Regions from separate parts of the Homo sapiens genome. Here region 2 is linked to region 1. Evidence: read pairs that join two places in POLR2A ChIA-PET (ENCODE). Cell type or tissue: GM12878. All regions are shown on one strand. Links, peaks and the distances in the headings refer to the core of each region. The heading gives the core; the rest is flanking DNA. Region 1 overlaps LINC00501 (long intergenic non-protein coding RNA 501). Region 2 overlaps TBL1XR1 (TBL1X/Y related 1).

The links. Peaks named below come from ENCODE experiments on the same cell type or tissue, not always from the same donor. Only the 100,000 strongest peaks of a DNase experiment are listed, where the experiment ranks them.
Region 2: POLR2A ChIA-PET joins it to region 1 with 10 read pairs; 3 of 35 experiments call an interaction of 5 or more read pairs at or near these places.

What each region holds. Positions count from the first base shown.
Region 1 is chr3:177,314,955-177,320,340 of GRCh38, reverse strand. All of the region lies in intron 1 of LINC00501 (long intergenic non-protein coding RNA 501), which reads right to left. Among named protein-coding and RNA genes, the nearest start is that of LINC00501, 23 kb to the right of the region's middle. RefSeq lists a silencer at 2,196-2,245. In GM12878, for the core only: no CTCF peak of the experiment used is centred there; a DNase peak (open chromatin) is centred at 2,315; H3K27ac peaks cover 897 bases.
Region 2 is chr3:177,158,236-177,163,621 of GRCh38, reverse strand. All of the region lies in intron 1 of TBL1XR1 (TBL1X/Y related 1), which reads left to right. Among named protein-coding and RNA genes, the nearest start is that of TBL1XR1, 37 kb to the left of the region's middle. In GM12878, for the core only: no CTCF peak of the experiment used is centred there; no DNase peak of the experiment used is centred there.

The sequences.
Region 1 (5,386 bases), core at 172-5,171:
GCAGGTAGATCACAAGGTCAGGAGATCGAGACCATCCTGGCTAACACGGTGAAACCTCATCTCTACTAAAAATACAAAAAAATTAGCCAGGCGAGGTGGCGGGTGCCTGTAGTCCCAGCTACTTGGGAGGCTGAGGCAGGAGAATGGCGTGAACCCAGGAGGCGGAGCTTGCAGTGAGCCGAGATTGCGCCACTGCACTCCAGCCTGGGCGACAGAGCAAGACTCAGTCTCAAAAAAAAAAAAAAAAAAGCCTATATAAAATGTGATCAATCAAATCTAATGCTACAGATTAAAATGATACACAATTAGGAAACATTATAATGGCTGGATCCGACTCTAACACCTGAAATCACTTATCAATACTGAGATCACTAAAAGTAGGATAACCAAATTTTATGTGCCTTGTCATGTGGTACAAAATCAACGATACAGAACCATGCATGGAATAGTCTTGAACTTTAATCTAATCAGGCCTCTAGGTCTAACCGCCAAGTAATAGGAAATGCAGGGGAGAAGGGATGCATTTATAACCACAAAGATGCAATCAACCAACTCTTGAATATAGGAGATGCACCGAGTGACCCCATTTCTTCAACAAAGCATGAAAAAAATGAAAAGAGAGAGCTGTTGTTGATTAAGAGACTGCTTTAAACCAACAATTCACACACAAAAAAAGAAACAATATTTGAGCCAATTGGAGAAAATTGAACTTAGGTCATTAATCGTGACCCTATGAGATTATTTTTATTTTTATTTTTATTTTTTTTTTGAGACAGAGTCTCACTGTCGCCCAGGTTGGAGTGCAGTGGTGCGACCTCGGCTCACTGTAGGCTCCGCCCCCGAGGGTTCACCCCATTCTCCTGCCTCAGCCTCCAGAGTACCTGGGACTACAGCTACTTGATCTCCTGACCTCACGATCTCCTGACCTCGTGATCTGCCCGCCTCGGCCTCCCAAAGTGCTGGAATTACAGGCGCGAGCCACCGCGCCCGGCCAAGATGATTATTAATTGGCACTTTTGCTACATGTGATAATGGCATTGTGTGCTTGTGCTTAAAAAGTTAGGATTTTGGCAGGGTGCAGTGGCTCACGCTTGTAATCGCAGCACTTTGGGAGGCCCAGGTGGGCGGATCACCTGAGGTCAGGAGTTCGAGACCAGCCTGGCCAACATGGTGAAACCCCATCTCTACTAAAAATACAAAAATTAGCTGGGCATGATGGTGCGCACCTGTAATCCGAGCTACTCAGGAAATTGAGGCAGGAGAATCACTTGAACCCGGGAAGCGGAGGTTGCAGTGAGCCAAGATCGCGCCGCTACACTCCAGCCTGGGTGACAGAAAGACTCTGCCTAAAATAATAAATTAATTAATTAAAAGTTCTGATTTTAGGGGTAAAATGGTAGATTTCTAGGATTTGCTTTAAAATACTCAACCAAAAAGGGAAGAGGGAGAGAACAGATGAAACAAGAGTAGTGATAATTACTGAATTTGGGCGTAGGTTACATAGGATTCACTATGTCATTCTCTAGACTCTGGAGTATGTTTGAAATTTCTATAAGTAAAACAAACTATAATTAACACCAGAACCAAATAAGGGGATTTCCAGAAATGCAAAAATGATTTGACATCAAAAATATTTTACCATGACAAAAAGTTAAAGGAGAAAAGCCATTTGATCACCTTAACAGGTGTTGAAAAGGTCTTTGAAAAAGTCAATATATAGTCCTAATTTAAATAACCAAAAAAAGGAAAAACTACAGAGGATTTGCTAAATATATTAGGGTACCTATACCTGATAAAACTATGCATTTATTTAAAATGATGTTGTGGAAGAATGACTAGTAACATGAAAATACATTCATGAATGTACTAAGAGAAAAAATTTTTACCCAAAAGAGAAACGTATGACTTAATAGAATATTAATATATCTACAAAAATGTTAAGAGTGGTTATGGACCGGGTGCGGTGGCTCACGCCTGTAATCCCAGCACTTTGGGAGGCCGAGGCAAGCGGATCATGAGGTCAGGAGATCCAGACCATCCTGGCTAACACGGTGAAACCCCGTCTCTACTAAAAATACAAAAAATTAGCCGGGCGTGATGGCAGGCGCCTGTAGTTCCAGCTACTCAGGAGGCTGAGGCAGGCGAATGGCATGAACCTGGGAGGTGGAGCTTGCAGTGAGCCAAGATCGCACCACCGCACTCCAGCCTGGGCAATAGAGCGAGACTCTGTCTCAAAAAAAAAAAAAAAAAAGAGTGGTTAGATGTGGGTTTGGGTTTGGGTTTGCTTGTGACTTTCATTTTCTTTTTTGTACTTAGCTATGTTTTCCAAAATGTCTATGGCGAGCCTATGTTATCTTTTTAATCAAGGGAAAGCATACAATGTTATTTTAATTTTGAAATTTCAGACTCTTGTGGTCATTTCTGCAGTTATGAATACACCAATGAACTCTCATCTTACCAACATTTTTTTTTTATTTTGCCCAGAAGTCTATCCATCCCAAGAGACTTGTCAAATGCCTTGTTGGAATTAAAATCCATAGTGTTTGTAGTATTCCCAATGTAATATCATAATTGTAATAAAAATCAGAGGCCCTGTTAAAAAATAGTGTTCATATTTGCTATGGTTTTAAATATCCCCTTCAAAACTCACGTGAAAATTTAATTGCCACCGTAACAGTGTTGGGAAGTGGCGCCTTTAAGAAATGATTAGGTCATAAGGGTATGCCTTATAAGTGAATTAATGAATGCCACTATCACAGGAGTGGATTAGTTATCATGGGAGTGGGCCCCTGAGAAAAGGATGAGTTTGGCCCCATATCCCTTCTCCATGATGAGAGCCTGCTCACCATGTGATGTTTTCCACTATGGGATAAAGCAGCAAGAAAGACCTCACTAGCTGTCAGCACCATGCTCTTGGACTTCCCAGTCTCTAGAACCATGAGCCAAATAATGTTTTCTCTATAAATTACTCGGTCTGTGGCATTCTGTTATAGCAGCAGAAAAGGGACTAAGACAGTATTCAATGTCTGGAACCACTCTGCAGTAATTAAATCATATCGATTGTATTTTAAAATAATTTCTATTTTACAACTGCATCCATATGGCACAAGGTCTGAGAAAATACAAAAATAGAATCAGTTTTCATATGGCAGGGGTTCAGGAACTTGTTTTATTATTATTTTATTTTAATTTATTTTTTTGAGACAGACTCTCTCTCTGTCTCCCAGGCTAGAGTGCAGTAGTGCGTGTCAGCTCACTGCAACCTCCACCTCCCGGGTTCAAGTGATTCTCCTAACTCAGCCTTCCGAGGAGCTTGAACTACAGAAACAGGCCACTATGCCTGGCTAATTTTTGTATTTTTAGTAGAGACAGGGTTTCACCATATTGACCAAGCTGGTCTCGAACTCCTGACCTCGTGATCCACCTACCTTGGCCTCCCAAAGTGCTGGGATTACAGGTGTGAGCCACTGTACCCGGGCTTTTTTTTTTTTAATTATTGAGACAGAGTCTCACTTGGTCACCCAGGCTGCAGTGCAGTGATGCAATCATAGGTCACTGCAGCCTTGACCTACTGAACTCAAATGATCCTCCCACCTCAGCCTCCTGAGTAGCTGGAACTACAGGTGTGCAACACCATGCATGGCCTATTTATTTTTATTATTTTAGAGACAAAGTCTCCCTGTGTTGCCCAGGCTGGTCTTGAACTCCTGGACTCAAGTGATCCTCTCACGTCAGCCTCCCAAAGTGCTTAGATAACAGGCATAGATAACAGGCATGAGCCACCACACCCAGACTTATTTTTTATTTTTTAATGATATTATAAAGAACCAGAAACTATATAGTACATTTTAGAATAACTTTTATCCAAAGTGAATTAAATTATTAAAATTTCAGTAAAAGGGGTAGTTTCAGTTCTCAAAAAAAGGTAGTACTTCATGAGATAATGACTTTGCTGTGAGTATATAAGAGATAAACCCATATTTTTTAACTAAAGAATAAGTGAATTACTAGAAAATAGAATTAAGTTTTCTTGTGAATTGTGTTGCTAAAAATCTAATTGCATGGACCATGCACTGATAGTTTAGAAGTACTGAGAAGCCCCCCAGCAAAAAAAAAAAAAAAAGTCAATTAAGAAGAAATCAACATCCTCCTAAGTTGTATGTTTTCCAAAATGCAGTCATTGAGCCTGACACTGTAGTTCCATTTGTAAATAAGATCGAGCTTCTCTCTATAAGTGGATTTGGTTTATTTTCAGTCTAATTATTAAATTTGAATGGTAGATATAAACTTGCTTACAAAAGGGCATTTCCTACGTTAAAGTTTTACAATTAATCTTTAAAAATAAGCTCCAGAGGCCGGGCGTGGTGGCTCACGCCTGTAATCCCAGCACTTTGGGAAGTCAAGGTGGGCAGATCACCTGAGGTCAGGAGTTTGAAACCAGCCTGGACAATATGGTGAAACCCCATCTCTACTAAAAGTACAAAAAATTAGCCAGGTGTGGTGGCACACATCTGTAATCCCAGCTACTCAGGAGGCTGAGGCAGGAGAATCGCTTGAACCCGGGAGGCAGAGGTTGCAGTGAGCCAAGATTGCACCACTGCACTCCAGCCTGGGCAACAGAGCAAGACTACACTGTCTCAAAAATAAGATAAAATAAAATAAATAAAAATAAAAATAAGTTCCGGAGATACTATTGAGCTGAAGGAACAATATATCGGCTCTGTCCTCATTCAGTAACTAAAATCCCCCAATTATCACAAAGATTATTGTGATTTTGGGGGAACTTGGTCTGATGAAGGTCAGTTGCACTGCATGCTAAGTGAGATGTAGGAATATTATTTAGCACTGACTATCAACCTTTCTGCTATATTTAGTTTTTTGTATCCCTAAAAATATAAAATGGTCTTAAACATGATCATTTTCCACATGACCAGGGCAGACTTGATGTAAGATGATCCTTGGCTCTTGTGGCCTGGGAATATATGGTACTATGTTCTGGATTTTTCTTCTAATAATAGAAATACACTGACCCAAGTTCTCATGTAATCTAAATTAAACACATTTAATTTCTGCATAAATTGTTGAACTGTTATTTTAATGAATACATCTTACCCTACATTTTCTCATCTTTTTGACCCAAGTTTCAAACCACTGACTGAAGAAACATATAATACTGAAAGTGAGAATTTATAATACCAAAAGTTTCAACTTGAGCAAAGTTTTGACTAATATCATAAGACTTATATTAACAATAGTATCATTTATCATTTAATTCCAATGACTTCAAGAGCTACATGATATATCAAAGACTTTAACAAACTGCCATTTTTTAGTAGTCTTATAAAATGTTTGTTGTATGTTACATTGGTGTGCAAACATGCAGTTT
Region 2 (5,386 bases), core at 262-5,261, 160 kb after region 1:
GTTTTAAATACAAATATTAGGGTACTAGTCACTTTGATGTGTTTTGCTGTTTTTACCTTATATATTTTACATCTTCTCACATCTACACAAAGAGCTTTCTTTTTTTTTTTTCAGACGGAGTTTTTGCTCTTGTTGCCCAGGCTGGATGGTAATGGCATGATCTTGGCTCACTGCAGCTTGCACCTCCTGGTTTCATGTGATTCTTCTGCCTCAGCCTCCTGAGTAGCTGGGATTACAGGTGCCCGCCACCATGCCTGGCTAATTTTTTTGTATTTTGAGTAGAGACGGGGTTTCCTCATGTTGGCAGGGCTGGTCTCGAACTCCTGACCTCAAGTGATCTGCCCGCCTTGGCCTCCCAAAGTGCTGGGATTACAAGCGTGAGCCACCACGCCCGGCCTCTTTTTTTTCTTTTAAATGGCTGCAAGACATTTTACTGTATTGGTACTCCATAGTTTAACCGGTCCCTTCATTGATGGATATTCAGGTTGCCTCAGTCTGTGGCTGTGGCAATGTTGAGTGAATAACCTTGGTACATAGATCATTCCCTATGCATAAAAGGATATCTGTATGATAAATAAATAATTGGAATTGCTGGGTCAAAGGATACGTGCATTTGTAAATAATTAGGGTAGTGACTGCCAGACTGACTTCACAGAGGCTGTACCGGTTTACATTCCTGCTCTCAATGTGTCTCTGCCCATGTTCTTGCCAACATAGTGTTACCAAATGTTTTGCTCTTTGATAATCTGCTAGTGAAGATATTACTTTAGTGTCTTTCTGATTTCTTTTTTATTTTGAATAAGATCGAGCATCTTTTTGTATATTTAAGTCATTTCTTCTTAGCGGACTTTTATTTTGGGCACTTCCATTTTTTATTGTGCTGTAATTTACATAAGGCAAAGTATACACTTGTAGATGTATAACTCAGTAAACTTTCTTTTAGTTGAGGTATGATTTACTTTCAATAAAATGAACAGATGTTAAGTGTACTGTTTTGATGAGTTTTAACAGCTCATGTAAAACTGACCATGTAACCCACCCCAGTCAAGATTTAGAACATTTCCATCACTCAGAAAATTTCCTCAGGCCCCATTTTGTTTTTCCTTCTCTCCATCTTAGACAATCAGTTTTCTAATTTCTGTTACCATAAATTAGTTGTGCCTATGATTTTTTAAAATTAAAACATATTATCCACCCTTGTAACTACCAACAAAATTGAGACATGGAACATTTCATGCCTTCCGGCAGGCAGGCTCCCTTGTCCATTCTTCCAGTCAGTATCTTGCCCACCAAAGGTAACCACTGTATTGACCTGTGTTCACTAGAGACTGGTCATGTAAATCTGTGCTTCATCATTTATTGTATCAAGCAGTAGTTTCTTTTTCATTGATACACACGCATAAGTGTAATACTACTATCTATTTTACTCTTTGGACAGATATGTGGCGTTTTCAACATTGCGCTATTCTGAATAAAACTGCTGTGAACATTCTAAAGCACTTAACATCTTTTTGGTGTATTAGAAATGAAATTGATAATAGGATGTAGATATATGTTTAACTTTAGAAACTGCTATAACCATTCCTCAAAGTGATTGTGCCAGTCTGCTCTTTCACTAGCAGTGTTTGTAAGTTCTAGTTGCTCTGTGTTTTTGTCAACACTTAATATTTTTAGTTCTTTTTTAGTTTCAGCTATTTGAGTGGGAGTGTGTGGTGTCTCATTGTGGTTATAATTTGAATTTCCTTGGTGACAAATGATGTTGAGAATATTTTCATGTGCTTATTGTTGATATATGATTCTTAACTGGGTGATGGGTCTTAGATTTTTTTTTTTTTTTTGAGTCAGAGTCTCACTCTGTCACCCAAGCTGGAGTTCAGTGGCATGATCTTGGCTCACTGCAACCTCTACCTCCCTGGTTCAAGCGATCCTCCTGCATCAGCCTCCCGAGTAGCTGGGATTATAGGCATCCACCATCATGCCTGGCTAATTTTTATATTTTTTTGCAGAGATGGGGTTTCACCAAGTTGGCCAGGCTGGTCTCAAACTCCTGACCTCAGGTGATCCACCCGCTTCAGCCTCCCAAAGTGCTAGGATTACAGGCGTGAGCCACCGCGCCTGGCCAATTAGTGCCTTTTATGTAGGGTTTGACATTATTAGTGCTGAGTTCAGAATCTTTTACTTGCATTTGAGTCACTGAAAAGTGTAATTAACCTAACTGGCTCATAATGTAAATAAAAATGTGAGATATGTGTGGGAAATAACCTGTTTGCTGACTGCTTGTAGAAGTCTTTTTTTCAGTCAGGGTTTTGGGGAAAAGAGAACTTAAGGGGTAGCATGTAAACTAGCTAAAAGAAACACATGGGAAAGCAAGGAGTCAAGGACTGGCACAGGGGTTATCTAAGATGATAGGCAAAACAGTCAGAGAAACAGGAAAACAAATTAGACTATAACAAATGGAAAATTATGCTGTTAAGCATTTACCAAATTTCCAAAACGGAAACACAACAAACCTAGGTGTGTTTGTGTACATTTGTGTATCTAAGATTAACTGGCTTTGTTTTAGTACTTGATATAAATTTTTTTACATTTCTAGAGAATGTTTTAGATCTTTATTTTTTTTTTTTTTGAGACAGAGTTTCACTCTGTCACCCAGGCTCGAGTGCAGTGGCGTGTTCTCGGCTCACTACAACCTCCGTCCTCTGGGCTCAAGCAGTCCTCGCATCTCAGCCTCCCAAGGAGCTGGGACCTCAGGTATGCACTACCATGCTTGGCTAACTTTTGTATTTTTAGTAGCGATGTGGTGTCACCATGTTGGCCAGGCTGGTCTCGAACTCCTGACCTCAGGTGATCCACCCTCCTCAGTCTCCCAAAGTGTGTGGATTACAGGTGTGAACCACCACGCCTGGGCTAGAATGTTTTAGCTCTTTATAAACATGTTTTATGATTTAGGACTGAGTTTCAAATAATAAAAAATAATCGAGAGCTTGAAGAAAAAGAATTCATTGGGAAGTATCCCATCAAACCCAGTGCAAGTAATATATCCTGGAATTGGAAGCAGAATGGGAACTATGGACTCAGTGAAGATTGTTCTGGACATTATTTGATTCTTCTTTCTCGCTGCCAATTGGATACTTTTTTTTTTTTTTTTGAGACAGAGTCTCGCTCTGTCGCCCAGGCTGGAGTGCAGTGGCGCAATCTTGGCTCACTGCAAGCTCAGTCTCCCGGGTTCGCGCCATTCTCCTGCCTTGGCCTCCTGAATAGCTGGGACTACAGGCGCCTGTCACCACGCCCAGCTAATTTTTTGTATTTTTAGTAGAGATGGGGTTTCATCGTGGTAGCCAGGATGGCCTAGATCTCCTGACGTCATGATGCACTACCATGACGTCCTCCCAAAGTGCTGGGATTACAGGACTGAGCCACTGCGCCCTACCAGATACTTCTACTTACATGGTTTGCAAAGCAGCTAAACAAGGCCTCCAACAGCTCTTCAATTTACTTGTTATTTGAGCTTCTTGAGAAAGTACTATTATTTTGTTCCCTCTTGCTCCATTTTCCCCACTCTTTATTGGATTAAGTAATGTGCTCAGGGTTACATGCAAATCTAGCTGTCTAGCCTTGCTCTTCACCACTACTTTATATTAAGTTAAATTAAACTATGAGGTTAAATGCATTAATGTGGTGGTATTAACGACCTTGACCTATTAATATAGCTTAAAAAATTTTTAAACAAATAGACATCCTAAATTTTACTGCAAAAACGTAGCATCCTTATGAAGATGCAAAACTAGTGTCTTGAAACTCAGGGGCCAGCATCGCTTCACTTGGAAACAGTGGCCATCATTAGTCTTTACTAAGCCCTGTGCATCAGGTGGCAGCAGGGACATTACTTATTTAGGACTTTCGTAGGAGCTGGTACTTTGTAACACTTAACGCTGATTATAATTATTTACTTGGATGACTTTTTTCTTTTCCTACCTGATTTTTGCACACTGACATATCTTTAGTGCTTCAAAGGGGTGCTATAAATTTGGTGCTTATTTTAAGAAAGAAGAGAGAATGGATATAAAAACTCATGCTGCTGAAAATGTGATGAGAATTTTGTGTCTTGGTTTTTCAAGTAGTTATTTTGATCAAGCTTGTCATTTATATGTGTATAAATTATATATATTGACTTTTCTATAGTATTTCTTTTAAATAAATCATACAGTTCTCACAACAGCATTGAATGTACTTTATTTTAAAATAGAGGGCCCTTATTTTATAAAATGTATACTCCAGTTGTGGTATAAGTGGTAATTTCCTTACCATTTTTAAGGTAATCTTTTTAGCATTAGAGAATTGATATAATTTCAAGTAGCTACTTCTTTCAGTATTGGAAGTGAGCTATTTACTTTCCTCAGCAGCAGGAGAATCAGCCTCAGCTTTTTAAACCTATGGTAGAAACTGATTTCTCTCTTTTTTTTTTTACCCATTGAGAAAATCCAGCTGAGTTCCACATAAGTAAAAACTGTCTTTACCACTGCAGGAATTAAAAATAAAAAATTCTTCTTGTTCTTTTTACATTTTAGGAGAATTAAAACTTTTAATAGGGTATCTCTACATTGAGGCTCTTTGAATGCTAATAATTTTAGAGACCATATTGTATTTATTATAGCTTAGTTTTGGAGGTGGGAAAATACGTCCATTTAGTGGCCTTAGTAGTTTAATGTGGCCCGCAGGATGGATGTTTCTCTTCTTGATTTATATTGTTTATAGAAGAATGATATCTCTTTAATATTACTTGAGGGGCTGGGGAGGTTAGGTTAATTTCTTGGGTTTATATAGCCTTAGGGCTGTTAGTAGTGTCCAATTTTCTTTAATCTAGAGGTGCTCAAACAGAATCCCTAAAGCGCCACAGATGATTTTCTAATCATATCTATATGCAGGTCTGTCAGCTTCTTAGCTCTTCCTGGTTACTGCTGCTGAAATGTCTCCTGGGAGCAACACCATAGCAACAGGATTTTCAGGGTCTAATATATAATATGAAATTTAGGAGTATACCATAGGGATGAATGGCTCTTCTGTCAGTTGTAGTCTTGTTTTAAATTCCTATATTGGCCGGACGTGGTGGTTCACGCCGGTAATCCCAGCACATTGGGAGGCCGAGGCGGGCGGATCATGAGGTCAGGAGTTCGAGACCAGCCTGGCCAACATGGTGAAACTCCGTGTCTACTAAAAATACAAAAATTAGCTGGGCATAGTGGTTCGCACCTGTAATCCCAGCTACTGGGGAGGCTGAGGCAGGAGAATGGCTTGAACCCAGGAGGGTAGAGGTTGCAGTGAGCCAAGATTGTGCCACTGCACTCCAGCCTGGGCGACTGAGCAAGACTGTCTTAAAAAAAAAAAA